Linked DNA regions of Homo sapiens: region 2 is linked to region 1. A link is a contact called in ENCODE Hi-C or POLR2A ChIA-PET data. All regions are on one chromosome and are shown on one strand. Each heading gives the region's core, a stretch centred on a gene start or an enhancer-like site at or near the end of the contact. The rest is flanking DNA. Distances are from core to core; before and after follow the strand shown.

What was found. A loop is a pair of places that touch in the nucleus more often than their neighbours do. ChIA-PET counts read pairs that join two places held with the same protein, here RNA polymerase II (POLR2A). Pooled maps may share reads with other maps.
Region 2: a map with no recorded cell type shows a loop between it and region 1 (7-fold over the local background). The contact joins two enhancer-like sites. A Hi-C loop is called at or near these places in 3 of 37 single-sample maps with no recorded cell type and 2 of 50 pooled maps. POLR2A ChIA-PET finds 5 or more read pairs at or near these places in 2 of 52 experiments (GM12878 and T-cell).

Annotation. Positions count from the first base shown.
Region 1 is chr1:180,845,569-180,851,521 of GRCh38, reverse strand. All of the region lies in intron 11 of XPR1 (xenotropic and polytropic retrovirus receptor 1), which reads right to left. Among named protein-coding and RNA genes, the nearest start is that of LINC02816, 58 kb to the left of the region's middle. Within about 2 kb of position 2,246, at least 2 of the 41 ENCODE cell types and tissues checked have a DNase peak (open chromatin) inside an H3K27ac peak, as active enhancers do.
Region 2 is chr1:181,149,291-181,155,243 of GRCh38, reverse strand. No RefSeq gene overlaps it. Among named protein-coding and RNA genes, the nearest start is that of LINC01732, 22 kb to the left of the region's middle. RefSeq lists silencers at 1,955-2,239, 5,219-5,278 and enhancers at 2,079-2,288, 726-3,331. Within about 2 kb of position 2,188, at least 23 of the 41 ENCODE cell types and tissues checked have a DNase peak (open chromatin) inside an H3K27ac peak, as active enhancers do.

The sequences.
Region 1 (5,953 bases), core at 997-3,496:
CTAGGTTATGTTTCTATGGAGTTTGTGCCTTTTCTGGTCTTGGAGTTATTTTATAATTCTGTATAAATTGTGGATAAATGCCAATAATTCTGTCTATAGGCACACAAATAAATTCTGTCTGACGGAGGTCCAACAGATTCCATCTTACCCTCTACTCCTCCACCACACCCCACCTCCAGTAGAAAAAGCAAATTTTGTGTCCATTTGTAAATGGATATCAGCATTCCTTTACTCCACAGTAAAGGTTTGTTAACTAACCATCATGTGGAAAATATATTGTCTCTCCTTTGAACCAGTAGTGACAACTGGCTGGTTTCCTCTTTAATTCATGAGTTAAATAGAAGTTTGGTGTTTTTACATTAAAAAATATCTATTTCTGCTTTTCCCCACTCCTTTTGTTCTATAACCAAATAACAATTCTGGAGCAGATAAACTATGTGTTTCTGCCTTCTCTCCTGGAAAAGACACAATTTCATTTATTTAACTAAATGAAATGCTAACAACTATAACCACTTTAAAAGAAATATAAGGATACTATAATCCTTTTTTTTTTTTTTTTTAAAGACACAGGGTCTCAATCTGTTGCCCACGCAGGAGTACATTGGTACAATAATAACTCACTGTAACTTTGAACTCCTGGGCTCAAGTGATCCTCCTGCCTCAGCCTCCCAAGTAGCTAGAAATACAGGTGTGTACCACGACACTTGCCTAATTAAAAAATAATTTTTTAGAGATGAGGTCTCACTATGTTGCCCAAGCTAGTCTCGAACTCCAGGCCTTAAGTGATCCTCCCAACTTGGCATCCCAAAATGCTGAGATTACAGGTGTCAGTTACCATGCCTGGCCAGGATTCTATACATTTTACACAGTGTCTCAAGTGCTCATTTTATGAAAGCTTCAGGTAGTACATACATATGGGCAGAAACTTTTTTCTTAATTGAACTGAAAAAAGTGATAAACATAAGCTAAAATTATAGTCATTTAAAAATGGAAATAAGATTGGAGTACATCTTTAAGCAGCTATAATACAGAATATAGTAATCAGAATTGAATATAAAATAAATGCAGATCACAAAGATGTATTCTAGAAATGTGAGAAATAACAATATGTATTCCATATTATGGTTAGTTAACAAACCTAAAAAGGGAGTGAGAAGAAATATAATAGGAGATAGGCACAGAGAGAAGGAAAGCCAAAATCTCTTCCACGTTTTCTTCATACAGCCTGCCAATATTCTACACCAGTAAAACATATCAGATCTAAAAAATCCATCTGAAACAATTCTAAATATCAGAGTAAAACAGTCCAAAACTGTGATGCCTTTTTATATAAACCTTCATTTCATTTTTCTTTTAAATAAAATATTTTTAGAAGTAGAGTAAAACCTGTATTATCTCAAATGCTACCAAAAAATCAAAGTCAGTACTTCTGAAACACCTACTCACATATTTACTGTGGAATCTACTTCACCAACTGCAGTATCAATCCACTTTGAGATATAATTAAAAATAAAAAATTTCAATAGTCTCTAATGACTTTCAGCAGAATAAAAGCTGATGGGAGAAACAAAATCTTTTTGTTGGTGGGGAACTCCTGGGTCCCCTTTCTTGATGTGCTTTGTGGGTGTGCGCACGCATGTACCTGTATTGAGACTTCCACTGAAGTATAACTAACACTTGACTGTCTCTGCTCTGCTTTCTCATTCCTCTCTATGAAAACTTACACATATGTCCTTAAAACCTCCTTATGAAGTGAGTACCATTATCATCAGGCAACATGCCCAAGATTCATTGATCCAAAGCCCACACTCTCACCCAGTATGCTTTATTGCCTATGTACCATTCATCACTTGACTGCTAAGATTTTACAAATAGTTCAGTAGGAGGAAGTAGTATTCAAATCTACTTTTATTTGTCTCTATATTTGCTCAACACCACATCTGTTTACAACATCTGTTGTTTGCATGCACTTAATGTGTCCTCAGTGAATCACCTTTAGCAGAAGACATGGTAAAAATGCAAATTTTGGATCGCCCTAATCCTACTCAATTAGACTGAAGGTAAAACCCAAGATAATGCATTTTAAAGCAAGCATCCAAAGTAATTCAGATACACACCAAAATTTGAGGATCACAACATTATAGCACGCTGCCTTGTAGGAAATAACTTTTTAGAGTTAAAAAAAGGAATGAATCTAGAGTCAAAATTCTGGTTTTGCTACTTACTGTCATGTGACCTTGCGCAAGCAAAATGAGAATAACACCTGTTTCCTTTCTTTCGGAGTTGGTATCAGGTTCAAAATGACATAATGTCTGCCAACACATGACATATTTGCAAATAGCTCTATCAGACTAATAGAATGTAAAGAGCTAAAGGGGCCTTAGAAAGTCTAGGCCAACAACTTAAAAATTTTTTTTACCTTTAATCGTGATTCTAGTCATTGGTCTAAGATACAGAGTGACATATTATACGCACATGTGTGTATAGTATTTTGCTATACTTAGGAAGTATTCTTATATTCTTTCTTAAAAAATTAACAAACATCTCCTTGGCACCTACAGAGCTGACCACATGGCTTTTCTCCTTTGGTTTAGTGATATGGTAACATTTAATTTTTAAGGATTCCTAACACTGAATTATTTTTTGCATTACTAAAATATCTTAGTCATGGTATATTATTCTTTTAATATACTGCTCAGTTCTAGCTGCAAACATTTTATTAAGACTTTTTATAATGTTGGTGGGAATGTAAACTAGTATAGTCACTATGGAGAGCAGTATGGAGGTTCCTCAGAAAGCTGCATATAGGAACTACCACGTGATCTAGCAATTCCACTACTTGGCATTTCAGTCCAAAGAAAAAGAAATCAGTATAACAAAGAGACATCTGCAGTCCCATGTTTACTGCAGCACTATTCACAATAGCCAAGATAAAAAAATCAACATAAGTGTCCAACCACAGATAAATGGATAAAGAAAATGTGGTGTATATACACAATGGCATACTATTCAGCCATAAAAAAGAATGAAATCCTGTAATTCCCAGCAAAACAGATGGAACTGGAGTACATTACATTATGTGAAATAAGCCAGGCACAGAAAGTTAAACACCACATGGTCTCACTCATATGTAGAAGCTAAAAATGTTAATCTCATAGAAGTACAAAGTCCAACAGAGGTTACAAGAAGCTGGGAAGCATAGGGGAGAGAAGGATAGGGAGAGATTTGTTAAAGGATTCAAAATTACATCTAGATAGGAGCAATAAGTTCTAGTGTTCTATACCACAGTAGGATGACTACAGTTAACAATAATATACAGTTTCAAATAGCTAGAAGGATAGTGAGTGTTACCAACACAAATGATAAATGTTTGAGATGGATATCCTAATTACTTTGATCTGATCACATATACAGAACATCACTATGTACCCTATAAATATGTATAATTATCTTGTATCAATTTTTTTAAAGAATTTTTGTATGTATATTAATAAGTAACATTAGACTACAGCTTTATTGAGTGTGATATTTTTCAGAATTATGCTAGTTTTGTAAAGAGAAATAAGATGCTTTCCTTCTACGTTTCCAAACGGTTTAAATGGCACAAACCATTCCTTGAAGGTTTGAAAGGTTTTACAAAGTTTCACTTGTGAAAAAACTGTGGTCTGACACTTCAAAGACAACTTTCCCTATTCCTGCAATAGTTCTTAGTCCATAATTTAGAGTGTCTGCCTTCTTGCATTTATCTTGTTAATTTCTAATTTCCTAAAAATAAATGGTCCATTTTATCTAGACATTTACTCATAATTATTTTAAATTCTTCCACATCTATAATGAAAATCCCTTCCCTAATATTTTGCATGTGAGTTTTTTCACGCTTTCATCACAGATGGTGGAGAGGATATCAATACCAATTAACACCAGTTATAGTGTATTTACACAACTTAATCTTTATAATAAACTTATGAGGTGGGAATTATTCTCTCAATTTTACTAATTTTAAATCAAAGAAATCTAGTCACTTTCTCAGGGTAACATAATTAGTAAGTGGCTAAATTAACCTAGTCCTAACTCCAAAGCCCACATTCTAGTTCTCAATGTGAAAACGTGCCTTTCACTAAGATGGTGCTTTTAAAATTCTTACTGGAAGAAGGGTTGATTAAATTGAGAAGAGCTAAGTATTTTGCTCTTTAGGTAAGAAATACTACTTTCTGCAATAGAAAGTTTAATGACAGATTTAAAAATTAATTTCAAATATCAACTTTTTCAGTTGAGAAAGGAAACAGAATTAGTCTAATATTCATAAGTGAGAAGACTATATAACAGATCTTAGAGTTTCTGCCTAATTTTCTTCAGTGATTCAGTCTTTTCTATACCAGCTATGAAATGTGTTGTGTAGACTTCAACATTCTACTTTGGGAGATATTTACTTCGTTTGAGAAGATTCCTGGTAAGGATAAAATAGTTACAAGTAGTACAATTCTACCTTTAAAAGAAAGATGTTCTGGGGTATTATTCAGAAGCAACTAAAAAGTATTTAGAGAGAGGCCTGAGGAGCCCACAGGAGAGGAACAAGTAGAAATACAAATGCTACTTATCAATGAGATATTTAGGTAGATGTTTTATTTTCCTTCCTATTAAGTGGCATCATTTTTTTTTTTTTTTACTATGTGAAGAAAATATTGTGTGTAGTGTACGAAAAGTTTCTTCACTCTGAATATTTTCATGAAAACCGTATCTTATACCTATCCAAAGTATCAATGAAATTAAGTATTAGCCAGGCACCGTGGCTCACACCTGTAATCCCAACACTTTGGGAGCCCGAGGCAGGCAGGTCACCTGAGGTAAGGTCAGGAGTTTGAGACCAGCATGGCCAACATGGTCAAACCCCATCTCTACTAATAATACAAAAATTAGCTGGGTGTGGTGGTGGGCGTGTGTAATCCCAGCTACTCAGGAGGCTGAGGCAGGAGAATTGCTTGAACCTGGGAGGCAGAGGTTGCAGTGAGCTGAGATCGTGCCACTGCACTCCAGGATGGGTGACACAGCCAGATTCCATCTCAAAAAAAAAATAAATAAATAAACAAAAACAAAAACAAACAAACAAGAAATTCAACATTAGCCCACTGGTCTTTCGTTCATTACATTCTAAAAAGCATGCTCACAACATTCCTTATTTATTAACAATATAAATTGAGAAAATTGCTAGCCAGCTTTAACAAATTACCCTAACTACCCTTGACATTTTTTTTTTTTTTTTGAGATGAAGTCTCACTCTGTAGCCCAGGCTAGAGCGCAGTGGCGTGATCTCAGCTCACTGCAACCTCCGCCTCCTGGGTTCAAGCGATTCTCCTGCCTTGGCCTCCCGAGTAGCTGGAATTACAGGTGCATGCCACTCCACCTGGCTAATTTTTTATAATTTTTAGTAGAGACAGGGTTTTGCCATGTTGGCTAGGCTGGTCTTGAACTCCCAACCTCAGGTAATCTGCCTGCCTTGGCCTCCCAAAGTGCTAGGATTACAGGCGTGAGCCACCGTGCCCAGCCCCCTTGATATTTCTTAAGACCTAAAAAAGGATACAACACTAAGCAAATTAATCATGTCAAATGATTCTGCCATCACTTGAAACAACATTAATATGTTAGTTTTGTTTCCCTCCAATTCAAGAATGACTTTCGATTTTCTGGCAGAGAGAAATTATTTTCGTATTTTGGCCGAGTCCACATTGCTCTTAATTTAAGTGTGTCAGCAGGCTCAGGTCAGCTTTGGAAGACTGAGTTTGAGACTAGCCTGGGCAACAGTAGTGAGACCCTGTATCTAAAAACAATAATAAAAATTAGCTGGGCATGGTAGCACGACCCTGTAGTCCCAGCTACTCAGGAGGCTGAGGTGGGAGGATCCCATGAGCCTAGGAGTTTGAGGCTACAGTGAGATATGACCAAGCTACTCACTGCA
Region 2 (5,953 bases), core at 939-3,438, 300 kb before region 1:
TCAAGACCAGCCTGGCCAATGTGGCAAAAACCTCATCTCTACTAAAAATAGAAAAATTAGCTGGATGTGGTGGTGCACACCTGTAATCCCAGCTACTCGGGAGGCTGAGGCATAAGAGTTGCTCAAACCTGGGAGGCAGAGGTTGCAGTGAGCCAAGATCATGCCACTGCACTCCAGCCTGGCTGACAGAGCAAGACTCCATCTCAAAAAATAATAATAATACAAAAATTAGCCAGGTATGGTGGCATGCCTGTGATCTCAGCTACTCAGGATGCTGAGGTGGGAGGATCGCTTGAGCCCAAGAGATGGAGGTTGCAGTAAGCCAAGATCACGCCACTGCACTCCAGCCTAGGTGACAGAGCAAGACCTTGTCTCAAAAAAATAATAATAATAATTTTAAAAAAGAAACACCCTCACAGACACACCCAGAATAATGTTTGACAAAATATCTGGGCACCCTGTGTCCCAGTCAAGTTGACACACAAAATGATCCATCACACTACGCATTTTCCTCTGGACACTGCTTTAACTGTACCTCCTAAGTTCTGGTAAGTGATGTTTTCATTATTGCTGTTTTACAGATAATCATTCCATCTTGAAAATGTCTTGTGGCTTACAGCAGGAATATTTTGCTACTAAATTTTGACCAAGAAGTAGGTACAACGACTTGCCTTTTCATATGAGGTTGACCTGATTCTTATGAGGCCAATATGAAGGTGAACCAGAACCTTCTCAGGGCCCAGAAGTTGCTTTGAAAAAATTCTCTCAACACTTGAAAAACTCATTTAAATATCAATGGAAACACACACCTACCTGCCTAGATGGGTTTCTTAACAACCAAGGTCAAAAGTTTCCCTATTGGATCTTGAATCTAAGAGGAAAAAAAGAAACCACCAACTCTTTCTCATTCAAATGTTCATAAATAATAATATTATTAACAATAATTATAATAGCTACCATAAGGCTGGGCACGGTGGCTCACACCTGTAATCCTAGCATGCCTGTAATCCTAGCATTTTGGGAGGCCGAGGCAGGTAGATCACCTGAGGTCAGGAGTTCGAGGCCAGCCTGGCCAACATGGTGAAATCCCGTCTCTACTAAAACTACAAAAATCAGCTGGGGGTGGTAGTCGGTGCCTGTAATCCCATCTACTTGAGAGGTAGAGGCAGGAGAATTGCTTGAACCCAGGAGGCAGAGGTTGCAGTGAGCCGAGATTGTGCCACTGTACTCCAGCCCGGGCAACAGAGTGAGACTCCATCTCAAAAACAAAACAAAACAAAACAAAAAAATAGCTACCATAATGCCATCTGATGTATGTTTTCAGTGCTTTACATATGTCATCTTATTTACATTTTACAACAGTTCTAAGATGGAAATATCACTCTACATTTTAAAGATGAGAAAACCAGGCTTCGAAGGGGTTACATAACTTACTTAGGATCACACTTCTTTCTAAGTGGAGAAGCTAGGATGTCACACCAGCTCCGATTTAAAACCTGTGTATTTTTTCAGGATAATACCTTGCCTCTTTTGCACACTCCTCTGCCCTGACTTACAGCAATAAGATGGTTCTGCCTCTCATGACAAAACTTATTTTCTAGGCAGAGCAAGTACGTCTGCTGTGGTCCACTCTCAATTAGGTAGAAGTCCAGCCTGGAATTGTGGCACTGCAATGCAGCAGGCCACCTGGCCACAGAAGGCCTTTGCCTGTAGAAGCCATATGGATGAAGAAGACTCTGAGCCAAGCACTAATGCAGAGAGGGGATGGAACAGGGGTGGGGGCTGGGGAAGGAGGGAGCTGGCACAGCTGCTTCCGAAGGGGACGTTACGATGGGCCATCAGTATTGACCACTAAGCCTGAATGTGCTGGACACACCAGTCACCCATGCCAAGCCCATTAAGTTCATCTCAGCTGTCTGGCAACTGCCCTCTAATGAAACAAGCCAACAACTTCCTATATTTGAGGTTTCAGTTAGTGTTGTTGGCCAAGTTTCAGTGGGAACCAGAGAAGACGACCACACGGGGGCTGTAGGCCCTGAGAGCAGCAGCCCAAGCCGACCTCAGAGCGCCTGCCAGCTGGGCAGATTATCAGCGTCCTGCTGCAGAGAGATAAGGAACGTTCTGATCCAGCCCCGAGAAGTGCAGGGCTTTATATAGCAGCTTGAGTAGGCTGCAAGGGAATGTCCTGGCCGAAGGCTTCTCCGTAGCCAAGAGAGAGGGGAGTGGGTGGAGAGGAAGGCGGGAGCTTTATAAATAACCCGATGTGTGCTGATCTGCTCAGCGGCCTTGTCTTAGCAAAGCCTGAGGCCTGGGGGAGGAGAGGGACATTTACAGATGACTTTTATTTTCTTTATCACTTCTCTATATTTTCTAAGTTTTCTACGATGAACTTGAACTCCTTTTATAATCAGCAAGTATGAATACAATTTTAAGAAAGCAAAAAAGAGAGGCATAAAAAGAATTCCTTTGGTTGGAGATTTTAGTGACCATCTTTACCCACTCAGAGGTTCCCAAACAAGCCCCAGTGCTCTCCTCCCTTCTCTGGTCTCTCCCATTGGGCCCCCTGGGGTGCCTGTACTCACCTATGATGCAGGATCTGACCAGTTTTCTTAGCTCCTCCCGGGTTCCCGCATTCCCCATACTCTCCCCCTGCTCCCACTAATCCAAATGTGGCTGTCCTTGGCCTTATTGTTTTTAAAAAAGGTGTCCAGGTCCCTCATCTCTGCTAGGGTACATAAGGGTTACTTGGGTATGTCCCCTGTGCCTGCTACACTAGCTTAATAATGGGTAAAAAGCCATGGAGTCCCTGTACAGAGTGTGGTTTATACTCTCTGTGCCTCAGGGTCCCTTTTCTATAAAATGGTGATAACAAGACCACCTACTTCATAGAGGTCACATTAAGATTAAAATAAGACAGTGGATGTAAACTGGCTGACACATTGGAAATGGCCAATTAAATATTAACTAATTATCACTCCACTGAGCATCCCTCCTCACACTCAGGCCCTGAATGACCACACCTACCAAATGTGACCAGACAGATTTTCACTGTTTCCAAAAATAACTCCTCCCAGGAGGTGTGAAGATTCACCACTGCAACTCTGGCACTGATTCAAAGCAGGAGTTCCAAAAATGTTTTGCGAGGTGACAGGCTCCCAGAATCACAGTCAGCCTTCACAGTGCCCCTTATACGGCTGCAATCCTCATTTGGATGTGTGAGTCATGGTAGGGCTACCACATAAACAGATAAATGAATAAACATGTTGTGACTTTGTAGTAACGACCTCATGTAAGCTAAGTTCAGCTCATGACTCTGGGGCAATTTTTAGGACACAAAAGTAGATAAAATATCAACCGATCCCTATTTTTTGAGCAAGCGCTATGTGCAAAAAGGCACGGCGCTAAAATGCAAAAATGGAACATTTTAAAAAGATGAAAGCTTCTGCTTGGAAAGAGATTACACCCTAATCGAGGAAGTAAAATGCAGATACAGGAATAGAAAGCACACTCAGCAAAGCAAGATATGATCCATGGAGGTGATAAGGTGGAGAGTTCAGAAGAGCACGCCCGCTGGGTTCTGGAGGTCAAAGCAGCCTCGTGGAGGAAATTAATACCCTTGATAAGTGGATGCCAGGCCTTGTAGAATTCTGATGCAATCAGGATAGAGTCTGAGAGAAAGGGTCTCACATGTCAATGTCAACAAAGCATGGTGCTAGGTACTCATATAAGTACATCATCTTTTTTTGATCTTGACAAGAATCTAGTGTGATGTTACCATTCCCATTTCACAGATAAGAAGACAGTGGCTCAGAGAAGCTCAGAGAGGTTAAGTTATATGCCCAAGGTCATTCACAGCAGAGGCAGGATTCAAACCAGGTTCTACCCGGCTCCACAGTCCATATTCTGGCTTCTACCATCTGGCACTGCTATGGCCTCCCTTAAATCTGGCTCCCAGAACAGACCTGGGCTGTCTGTGACCAGGAGCAGGGCTTTCATTCCATGGCTGTGGCCTTTTAGTAGAGAGGACACTGCCCAGTGTGGCTGACAAATTCTTTGGCAATATATTGACTTTACATTGCCTGCCAGTAACATGGGCTAAGGTGTAACAATTTCTAAGCCTAGATCAAAGTCACAATTTTGATCACAGGTTACAATTTTGTATATTTAATCCCCTGCTTCTACTTTGTAGTATTTTTGTCAGTTCAGCAATTCACCTCTTTTATCACCACTACAATCTATAATAAGCACATGGATTTTTCAGGAATGACATAGGAATAAGATAGAAATAAGCTTTCAGAGGTGACCTTTGCCCCCAATTTTCAGTCATGTGGACTTGGAGGATTTTTGTGATATAACAAATAGCACCTGTTGGTTAGCATTGGAAAAGTCCCCAGATGCATCTGGGAGCAGCCAACATCAGCACCAAGATATTGCCCATATCCACTGGTGTCTTGCCGAAAGCCCACCCAACACCAATATCACACAAGCCTAAGCTTCACATTCCCCAGGCCATCAACTAGTATTTATTGAGTACCAGGTTCATGGTTCTTAAAACCAGCTGGAAATCACAATCCAGTAACCCTAACTCAATCCCAGCTCAGACTGTATAACCATATTCTAATCATGAAGGGAATCTGGGAGGCTCTCTAAAAGAACAGAATTTGTCCCCTCTGAAACTCATGTTGAAACTTAATCTCTAATGTAACAGTATTAACAGGAGGGGCCTTTAAGAGGTGATGGGTCAGGAGGGCTCTGATTAATAATTAATAGTTAATGTGATTAATGGATTGATGGGCTAATGGATTAATGGGAAATCAGGGGAGTGGGTTTGTTATCACAAGAGCGAGTCTGTTATTAAAAGCCAGTTCAGGTCTCTCATGAGCCCTCCACCATGTGATACCCTGCACCACCTTGAGCCTCTATGGAGAATCCCCACCAGCAAGGCTCTTGCTCAATGTGGTTTCTTGACCTTGGACTTTCCAGCCTGCAGAACTACAATAATTCCATAAATTTCTTTTCTTTATAAATTACCTAGTCTGAGATATTCAGTTATAGCAACAGAAAATGGACTAAGACAAATGGGAACTGAAGCTGGGAGGGAGCCATAAAACCACTCCCCAGGGAACCAGGGCAGGGTCATTTCAGCCATGAAAAGCCCATTGCAGACATCTTTCCTTCAGCTGGGAGCCCAGTGTTGGGGAGAGATTGAAATAGATACCATCCCTCTTTCATGAACATATGAATAACAAAACCGATTCAGGAAATGTGACTTAGGGACACAGTAACCGTGTGCTTTCTAACACTGCATCCCAGGATCAGGCAGACTCGCCCTTCCACGCACTAGCACAGCTGCATCCCCGAGGCCTCCCACCGTGAGGCCTGCCTCACTAAGCACCTGGCTGAAAGCAATGATCATACTCTCTACAGGCAGGCAGATCCTAAGAGAGGGCCCGGAAGTGGCTGAGCCACATAACCTCAATTTCCTTTACAGGCTCACTAAGCAGTTCAACTACTAAAGAAAATAGAGTAAGAGACAGAGAGAAGCTAGGAATGTCACCCTAATCAAACTCCCTCATACGGAAATGTGAAAAGAGGAGAAAGTAAGTTCCTCCTCAACACTCATCCCAATTCCATTCTAAGTACACATAAGCCCCTTTTCAAGCCTCCCCAAAATAATATTATGAGTCAGGCTTTCAAATGATCAATAAAATTCACAACTTGCATAGAGCCACCGCTCATTACACACATACATGTACACATAAACATACACATACACATACACATACACATACACATACACATACACATACACACCTACTTAAGCAGGCCTGGGAAGCCTCCTACATGGAAGGTGAAAATGTCCAGTTGCTGAAGATAGGTGAGCTCCTCTGTGACCCCGTCTCAGAAGTGGACAATAAACATTTCTGAGCCTGGTCTGCTCTCTTGCAGCAGT